2 separate regions of the Homo sapiens genome follow, and region 2 is linked to region 1. A link is a loop called in an ENCODE intact Hi-C map of the cell type or tissue named here. Cell type or tissue: CD4-positive, alpha-beta T cell. All regions are shown on one strand.

What was found. A loop is a pair of places that touch in the nucleus more often than their neighbours do. Peaks named below come from ENCODE experiments on the same cell type or tissue, not always from the same donor. Only the 100,000 strongest peaks of a DNase experiment are listed, where the experiment ranks them.
Region 2: a loop joins it to region 1, with 2.1 times the contacts of the local background. A loop is called at or near these places in 2 of 110 quality-filtered maps.

What each region holds. Positions count from the first base shown.
Region 1 is chr2:181,278,641-181,283,640 of GRCh38, reverse strand. All of the region lies in intron 3 of LINC01934 (long intergenic non-protein coding RNA 1934), which reads right to left. Among named protein-coding and RNA genes, the nearest start is that of MIR4437, 25 kb to the left of the region's middle. In CD4-positive, alpha-beta T cell, no CTCF peak of the experiment used is centred here; a DNase peak (open chromatin) is centred at 2,250; H3K27ac peaks cover 1,085 bases.
Region 2 is chr2:181,141,598-181,146,597 of GRCh38, reverse strand. The region is part of intron 1 of LINC01934 (long intergenic non-protein coding RNA 1934); the gene reads right to left. Among named protein-coding and RNA genes, the nearest start is that of LINC01934, 20 kb to the right of the region's middle. In CD4-positive, alpha-beta T cell, no CTCF peak of the experiment used is centred here; DNase peaks (open chromatin) are centred at 2,617 and 3,837; H3K4me3 peaks cover 1,245 bases; H3K27ac peaks cover 3,139 bases.

The DNA of each region.
Region 1 (5,000 bases):
ATGTACACATTCAATTTAATAAAACAGACTTTATATTAGAAACAAATTCAGAAAACAATATTTTGCTATTTTGAAACTTTTTAAAAGGCTAGTCCTCCCCTATGTAAATAATTCTTCTTATCCATGATTATTAGAAGTATTTTATATTGAGTAGTCCAGTGAGGATTTTTGTTGGTCCCCTTAGGATCCCAATCATCCCAGTTGCTCCTTTGCTCCTAAAGTGCATGAATCTACCCTCACCTCAGATGATGGGCTCACAGTTTCTTCCACCAGCTGTCATCAGAAAGCCAATTAAACTGTTGTGTTAAATAACATAATTGCATATTCCAACCATCTTTCAAGTTGCTCTAAATTCTTCCTTGGATCAAAGAACTGGACTAACAAAAACCTACATAGTTGAACTGCATGAACTTTATCCTTCATGGAGTTTGCATCACTGAATTGTCCACTGGTGGTAAGATGGGCTTTTCCAAAAGATCAAACAGAAAACAATACATTAATATTTTTGCTTCAGCAATCGAGTGTTGAAACCATAATGTGTATTTATTGTAATATGCTCTCTGTAAATCCTCTTGTAAGAAATCCCATTAAGAAATTATTGTTAAGAAAAATGTTGCTTTATCTGAATAATTGGCATACTTTTCCCATATAGATACTGAGAAATGATATGACTGAATATATTCTTCTTTTAAATTGGCTGCCATGAATCTTAAAGCCAAATTTGAAGCTTAAATTTGAAAGCTCAAATATACAAAGATACCTCTCTCTCATATTGACTCACACAGATATACATAAATTCACACATATTGACTCTAGTCTTTTCTTTTTTTAACTCTTATATACTAAGAAAAATATCCTGATTATTTTCTACTATCATTTTTTTTAAGTTTTAAAAATAATTCACCTCAATTATTTTGTGGGACAAAAAAAGGATTTCCTACTTCTACTACTGTCAGTACTAATAATATCCAGCAACTATTAATGAGAATTACTTTGAGCTCAATTGCTAGGACTATTTCTCCATTAAAAATGAAGTCATTAAAGTTCAAGAGGTTAAATAACTGATTCACAGTGTCACCACTAGTAAATGTCAGACTCAAGTTTTGAAGCTAGGTCTTAGGTCCGAATTTAATCTTATATATTTAACCACTGTGGAATGTTATAAATAACAAACATACAATTTACTAATTTCTCTAACAGAAATTAGTAAAAAAATTATCTAATAGAAATTTTAACAGTATACTGATTTGAAATCATGAACCATTGTTATGTGTCAATCTTTATTTTCCATTTTTAGTGATATTTGTATCTCACAAATAGAGCTTAATACTCACTCTGTTGATTACAGGCTGATATATTAGGTTAAGCAAAATACTTTTGCACCAATCTAATAGTTTGGATGTCCCATCCAAATTTCATGTTAAGATGTAATACCCAGTGCTGGAGGTGGGGCCTGGTGGGATGGGTTTGGGTCATGGGGGCAGATCCTTCATGGCTTGATTCTGTCCTCATGATAGTGAGTGAGTTCTCATGAGATCTAGTTGTTATAAAATATGGCACTGCTCCACCCAACTCTTGCTCCTGCTTTCATTATGTGACATATCTGTTCCCACTTTACCTTCTACCATGAGTAAAATTTCTCTGAGGCCTCCCCAGAAGCCAAACAGATGCTGGTGGTATGCTTCCTGTACAGTCTGCAGAACCATGAACCAATTAAACCTCTTTTCTTATAAATTGCCAGTCTCAGGTATTTCTTTATAGCAATGCAAGAACAGCCTAATACAGAGGCCATTCCTTCTATCTTTGTACCGCACACCATAACAATTCAGGGGCTTATACACAGTTATAAGGCAGAAAATTATCAAAAAGTTTTTAACTTAACAAAAACAACCAAAAACTTATCAATTAAACATAAAGAAACTATTCTTGTGTTACTTAACTTAGAGACTGAAACTTAATACTACTCTGCTTCACTATTGGCTTCCTTGGTCACTAGCAAACTCATACTGCATTAGATTCCAAAATCAAATGCCTGAAAGATATGTTAGAAGTTATGTTTTGTGTGTCTGCCTCACTTGATTTCCCTCAAATCCTAGCACCTAATTCTAAGCCCCCATGTACAAGAAGTGTACTCTATTATATCAGTCTTAACATAAAGGTAGTTTCCTTGCAATAGTCTTCCTTTGAAAAATGGATCTGAGAATGACAAGTAGAAGGTGGCTGCCTACATTTCCTGCTAGTGGTAAGCATAATTTAGATTGTAGATTCTTGGAAGACTGCCATGTAGACAGGTGGTTTTCTACATTTTTATTCAGCGCTCATATTTCTAAGTGCTGAGAAACCACAGTTATAGATGGTATAAAATACATGGCTAGATATTCAAGGAATTAGTTTAAGTCAAATATTCATCAATTCTATCTTCTAACATTTGCTCTCTGGAGTCAGGAACTAAATATTCAGATGCCCTAGTCTATCAAATCGTGGCATGTTAGACCTCAAAGCTTTGTATGGAATTTTCTATAAGTGCTGTTTCTCATTCCCATAGGGAAGTGAAAGCTATCCTTTAAATATAAAGACTGTCAAATTAGACCAGCTTTCTCAACTTATTTATTAGCAAAAGTGAAACAACAAAAAACAGTGTTTAAGCTTGTCTGTATTACATACACAATCCAAAAATGTACTTTATTCATTTACATGCATCACTTGATAGACAAAGTTAATAATCTTTAACAATTACTTTTATTGTTATAAAAGCAAATTGAAGTTATGCAAGGTTCTGTATATGCTTTATTTTACAAGTCAGAAATCAATATTATTATATAGATCACTATCAAAGCAGGCTTCTTTCTTGGCCTCCAAATCTAATCAATTACAAGCAAACTTCCTAACAATTTCTCAAACCCGTCCTTTTCTCCTCATCACCACTGACATGGCTTTTGTTCAGGCAACCATAATTTCTGGTCTGATTAATTACCGTTGTCCTAACCGGGCCAAGTTTATCCTCTTTTGATCTATGCCTCACATTACCACCAGGGTGTTATTTCTAAGAGTCAGTGCCAATTTTGCCACTCCGTTGTTTAGAATCCTTTAATAACACCCAAAAGACTATAAAGGATAAATCCTGACTGCTTATTATGTCACACAAGGCCATTTTAAATCTGGTATCTACTACTCATCCAGCCTCATCTCCTATCACTCACTCCCACTCCTTCATCCTAGGAATTCGCAAAATGCTTTGCATATAGTTGACAATCAGTATGTAGAATTAATGATTGAATTGTTTTAAGACATTGATACACAGAAAGGTTAAGTGACTTGTTCACTATCAATACAAGCTGCTATGGCTACTAATCCATTTTTTGCCACTTTATAAATCCACCAAATAATAAAAGAGGTAAGCAATTGCCTTGCTCTCTACATGATACATCCATTAGAGCACACTTAAAGTATTGAGTGTTCAGCCCTGAGTAAAATTTTTTCTCCCTTAAATAATACAGATTATAAAAATTGGATAAAAATGGGGTCAGTCTCTGTACCAAGTTAAGAAATTGCTCCTGTATTCATATTCTTCATTAATACCTTCTCCGAGTCTGGTCCTTCACTATATAGGCACATCTATTCAAACCACATGCTGTCAGTTGCCTTGCATATGCTTCCCCTATGGGCTATTTCAAGGGAATTACCAGCTTTCAAGCGAGGTCTTGGAGTAATGTGTAGGCTTCAAGCAACTGTGTGCTATTTTACCGTTATCCCTTATGTCTTTGACAATTTGCAATTTTATAAATCACAACATAAACATAATTTTAAAATAATTTTAGTCATATGTTTCAACTCTCATAGGAAATTGTGCTATGCTTAATGTATTTAATAAATCATTAAATAAACCAAATGAAAGTAGAATGTGATATAAAGAGACATGAAAGGCTTTCCCTGGATGAAATTTAACTTTACAAATGAGTCAAGAGACTTGACCAAGGGTAAGGCAGCCAGAATGTCTCAAGGGGGAAAAAACGGCAATATACAAACAATTGCATATGATTCCATGTTAAAATAACTCCTGCCTTTTCTCCCTGTCATATGGATGCAACTATTTTCTCTTATAAGTTTATGTATCGTTCACTCTGAACCTTAAAACTTTTTCATGTTACCCTTTGACAAGGCTCATCATAGAACGATATTTCAGGCCCATGGAAGTTTTAAACAGTGAATTATGATTCTTTCTTTCTGAAATCTTTAAATCTCTCTTTGCTTTTCTTCTGTTCTTGCTGGCCTCCCCAATATTTTATACATGTACAATAAATTATATGTGATCTCTGCCCTTGATATTCAGTGCCAAATGTGATGGAAACTAAGGCTTGTACCATTCTCTTCACTCTTGAATCTCCAATTCTGGTTTGGTAAAAGTCAAGGGTATCATTAATTATTTAATAAATGTTATGAGCATCCTTAACAATACAAGTTTCAATTAATTTTATTAAAAAGCATATACTATGCAGCACTTTATGGTAGAAACAAAGTTACTATGAATAAAATAATTTAATCATACAGACAAAGAAGATTCAACTATTTTCTCTCTCTTACATCCTTAAGTGATGTCATATTGATGAATTGTTGGGTGAACAATAATTTCTAACTAGGAAAGAGAACATAGAGAAAGATTTTAATTTCCCCGATTTACTTTTTAAGGCAAGATTTTGCTATTTGGCTTGTATTTGGAATTACAAGACCGAGGCCTAGCTCAAATGTAAACTAATTTTTAGAAAGCTGCCTAATCTCCCCTAACCTTCAATTTCTTAACCTGGAAATTAAAAGGGTTGGATTGGATCATTTAATCTCTAAATGCTCCCCAAAGCCCCTTCTACTTACAGCATTCTGCAATTTCATTTTGCTTTTTGTACATAATTTCTCACTCCCACTGTGATATTTTTCATATATCAGAAATGTCTTATTTATTTTGTTTATGGTTCAATGTTAAAATAAATCTTTTATTTGCATAAACA
Region 2 (5,000 bases), 140 kb after region 1:
TGGCTTGTATGTTTTCTAACTCAAGAGTAATAGGAAAACATGCCATATTTTATGTTATAATTATAGCAACATGGCAGAGTCAGGCCACCACAGGAAACTTGGGTATCCATGCCTGGTGATCAGCATAATAATACGTACTTTTGACAGTTTTTCACACAGATGGTGAGGAAACCAGTCATGGCCAACAACTAAGTACCACCATTCTATGTAATGCTTAACCTCAGCCCTCAGTAACGTCATTGGGACACCCATTCTCAAAACCTCTGCCATTTAAAGCACTACAAAGGGCTGAGAATAAAAATAAAGACAGCTAACAAAGTACACCCACAACATAACAACCATGCTGATCTCACCAAACTTATGTGCAATTATCTGGTTCTTCTAGATCTACACTTCCTGAGTCATTCATTTTGTGACTATGCTGGTATTTGGAAACAAGGTAAAAGAATTGTTAATTTGTGAGCTCTTGTATAAACGATAAATATGATTGAGAAACCATGTAACAGTAGTGTAAAGCTTCACAAATCCACCATACATAAGATGCTGTGGCTGCACTACAGCAATGGTAGGTAGTAAGAGATGACAACTTGCTAGCAGCCCTCGCTTGCTCTCCATGCCTCCTCGGCCTGGGTGTCCACTCTGGCCACACTGGAGGAGCCCTTTAGCCCACCACTGCGCTGTGGGGGCCCCTCTCTGGGGCTGGCCAAGGCCGGAGCCGGCTCCCTCTGCTCGTAGGGAGGTGTGGAGGAAGAGGCGCCCGTGGCAGCCGGGGCTGCGCAAGGCGCTCGCAGGCAGGTGCGGGTTTGGGGTGGGCGCGGGCTCCGCAGCCCCTGCACTCAGCTCGGCCTGCGGGCGCCTGCTGCGCTTGATCGTGGGAGGAGCTCCCTCTGGGCTGCCAGAGTGCCCTGGCTATGTACCCCAAAGTCCCGTGGGTAGTGCCATTGAGAGATGAAGCCGGCTGGGCTTTTGGGTCAGGTGGGGGCTTGGAGAACTTTTCTGTCTAGCTAAAGGATTGTAAATGCACCAATCAACACTCTGCGTCTAGCTAAAGGTTTGTAAACGCACCAGTCAGCGCTCTGTGTCTAACTAATCGGGTAGGGGACTTGGAGAACTTTTGTGTCTAGCTAAAGGATTGTAAATGCACCAATCAGCGCTCTGTCAAAACGGACCAATCAGCACTCTGTAAAACGGACCAATCAGCTCTCTGTAAAGTGGACCAATCAGTAGGATGTGGGTGGGGCCAGATAAGGGAATAAAAGCAGGCCACCCAAACCCTCTCCGGCAACCTGCTTGGGTCTTCTTCCACTTTGTGGAAGCTTTGTTCTTTTGCTTTTCATAATAACTCTTGCTGTTGCTCACTTTTTAGGTTTGTGCTGCTTTTATGAGCTGTAACACTCACTGTGAAAGTCTGCAGCTTTACTACTGAAGCCAGCAAGACCACGAACCCACAGGGAGGGACAGACAACTGGGAATGGGAAGAAGGAACAACTCTGGGTGCTTTGTGAACTGTCACTGTCACACTCACGGCGAAAGTTTGCAGCTTCACTCCTGAGGCCAGTGAGACAACAAACCCCACCGGAGGGAACAAACAACTCCAGATGCGCCACCTTTAGGAGCTGTAACACTCACCGCAAAGGTCTGCAGCTTCACTCCTGAAGCCAGTGAGACTATGAGCCCAACAAAAGGAAGAAACTCCGGACACATCTGAACATCTGAAGGAACAAACGCTGGACACACCATCTTTAGGAACTGTAACACTCACCACAAGGGTCTATGGCTTCATTTTTGAAGTCAGCGAGACCAAGAACCCACCAATTTCGAACACAGTAGGGCTGGAATTGCGAGCTATACTTTCTGTCACTTAGCAGCGAAGAGCCTGTCCTAAGACTAGTAAGTAGCAGGACTAGGACTCCCTCCCAGGTCTCTGAGCTCATGTTCACTGCTATTATCTGTCACGTGTTCAGCGTCAGGGTTTTTTCTCTTTTCCCAAGTAGCAAAGGCTTTTCACAATTGTGTTGCAAAGACCACACCAGAAACAAGACATACAATACTTGATAACATTTTCTGCTTCACCGATGGAGGACTACAACAACATGTGAGGTTTTCTGGCCTTTAATTTCTTTGAAAAGGTCAAAACTGTTAAAAAGGAACTACTTACTGTATTTTGCTAAAAAACATAAACATTGCAACATTTCAGCTTTCAACTTAGAACATAGGAACATTGCCTCCTGCGATTTTGATTTTAGATAACCAACTGCAAATTCTGATACAACTCCTGGCTGACCTTATCAGTTTATATCTAGGGATGTTCTAATTAAAAATAAAATTGAATTCATTTCTTTATCATACTTTTATACAACCATAGATTTCCCAACTTCCTACCACAGTAGGAGGCACTGTGGCAACGTATCAATATAAACACAGTATGGAAAATTCTAAACCAAACCTGATGGGAAATGCACATGATACTATTATTTGGGCTATGAAAAAAAAAAAAACAACCTTGAGGAAGTCTTTTCTGATTTTATTTTCACTGCACTTTGCTATATGCTGGTAGAGTTTCAGTACATGTGAGCGCTGAGGCCCTCAAAGTAAAAATATGGAGGTCTTGAGGTCAGACCAGCTACCCTGCTGTCATTCATTTCCTGTGCTAAGGTTACACTGAAGATAGTTTTAAAGCTTTGATGTAAACAGAGCAAGATTAAAAAGAAAACTTGAAGAAAACAAACTTTCAGGAAAATAAAGGCCATAATTATTACATTAAAAACTCTGCCCTTTGTGCCTTAATATGACATATCACAAAAATGCCATTTTAATTGTTTTACCATATATTTAAATGTTTTGTATTTGTTGTTATTCCCAGCAGCTAACAATAAGAAAATAGCAACATTAAGGTCAGTTTATTGTTTACTAGAAATCATGATTCTAATGAGCTCTGAAGAAAATGTTAATCATAATTCTTTTGCAGTCTTGTAAAATAAATACTAATGCTTATGTATAAAGTATATATGAAGAAAATATGTATATGTGTGTGTATCTTGAATGGTGATTCTCTTTTTAAAATGATTTCATTTTTCTCTTTTCCATAGGAAAAACTGTTTAATCAATTTTACTAAAATTTCACAGCAGAACTCAAAACACATTGCAACAAAATATTTCAGCATATGCTGAGTAGTGCTCAGACCCTTTATATGCAGATATGTATTCCAGAAGAAGATGGCTCTATAAGTTTCATGCATTTAAAGGGCTTTGTCATAGAAAAGCCTTCGTGCTGGACCAAAGTCAGAGAATCTATAGGCTAGCCCTAACTTAGCCGTCTACTGTATGCTTGAGAGCTCTAACACTCACCTTCATATTATTAAAATGGATATAATTATGAAGTATTCAGAAGAATTAAATCCACTATATAAGTAAAAGCACTTAATAAACTGTAGAATAATAACACAAATGTAACATTCATATTATTAATACTACCTGGACTTTAATGCCAAGGTCAGTATTAAGATTCCAGTATATAGATGGAAATAACTCAAAAAAATCTTAAGTTAATTGTAAGAATAAGATAGGTTATCATTTTAATTTTTCTTTCATTATATTTTTGGAATTATAATGAAGATGATATTTTGAGGAGAGCAAAAAGTCTGCACTTATTCTTAAAGATAAGTGTTCCTCTCATACTTCTACTTATGACAAAACAAATTGTTCATTTCCTACTCCCACTTCCTAGACAAAACTCAAAAATGTTAATTTTTTAAAGAAGGCAGTGCAGCAACTCGATTTTAGAATCCTGTGAATCCTCAAATCCACCAATTACCTCTGTGACCACGAGTAAGTTACCTAACCTGTTTCAGTTTCTTCTTCTATGAAATGTAGATGACAATACTACGAACATCTCAGAAGACTGCTGAGAATATAAATGAGTTACACAGGTTTAGAACTTAGCATGTCTAACACAGAGTAATAACTCAATAAATGTTGTTACAGTATGACTACATATTTCCTCACATTGGCATTTTGGACATGCTGATCAACTCCCAATCTCTATTTGTGAAGACCAAAAAGGTTAGCATCCATCCCAGATTCGTCTTCTTTCATGTGTCAAGACACTTTCCATGTAGAGTCCATTCAGATGAAATTACAGCAATCCCCTCTTTCAAGTTCAATTTGTTTGCCAAAATCATCTGATCCAAGAAAACTCTAATACAATTAGGTAGCTTAATGGCCATAATTTCTAGTCTTAAATAATCACAGTAGACTTAGTAAAGATTTATTTCAAATTCTTGCCATATGATTTCATTTTTTTTCATTTATCTGAAGAAAAAAAGGTGTTTATAGAGCTGCTACCACATTGCAGGCATTATTTTAGGTGGTGGGATACAAAGTTAAGCAAAATCAAACAAACAAAAACTGAAAAACATAATCCCTGCCTTTGTGTAATAAGAAAGATAAATATTAAAGTAATTACACAAAATAAATGTAAATTTTCATCTATATTAAGTGATATAAAGGAGAAAAAGCCAGTGCTATGGGAATATAATTCTGTGGGAAAAAAACAAATTATGTTGGAGAGGGAAAGCTTCTCTGTGGAAGTGATAACTTAGTTAGTATTTGAAGAAACCATGAAACTAACAGAGTGAAAGCTACGAACAATCATGTTTAAAGTACAAGGAGCTACGTGTGGGTAACAGGGAGCATGGGGCTTTCAGGGCATGAAAAAGGGAAAGTGAGACTGGAGCTCAGAAAAGGGAAAGCATGGAGTGAATGAGATGAGGCTGGAAAAGGAAGCCAAGCCTTGTAAGCCATATTGAAGAGTTTGTCTTCTTTTCCTAAGGACAAAGGAACACCATTAAAGAATTTTAAGCATAGGTATATAGAAGAGAAGAAGGGGTTAATATAATCAAATATGAATTGTTCATGCAAACAACAATTTAGAGGGCGTCAGAGTACCTATGGAGAAACAAGCTGGGAGGTTGTTGCTGGAATTCAAGAAAGAGAAAGTG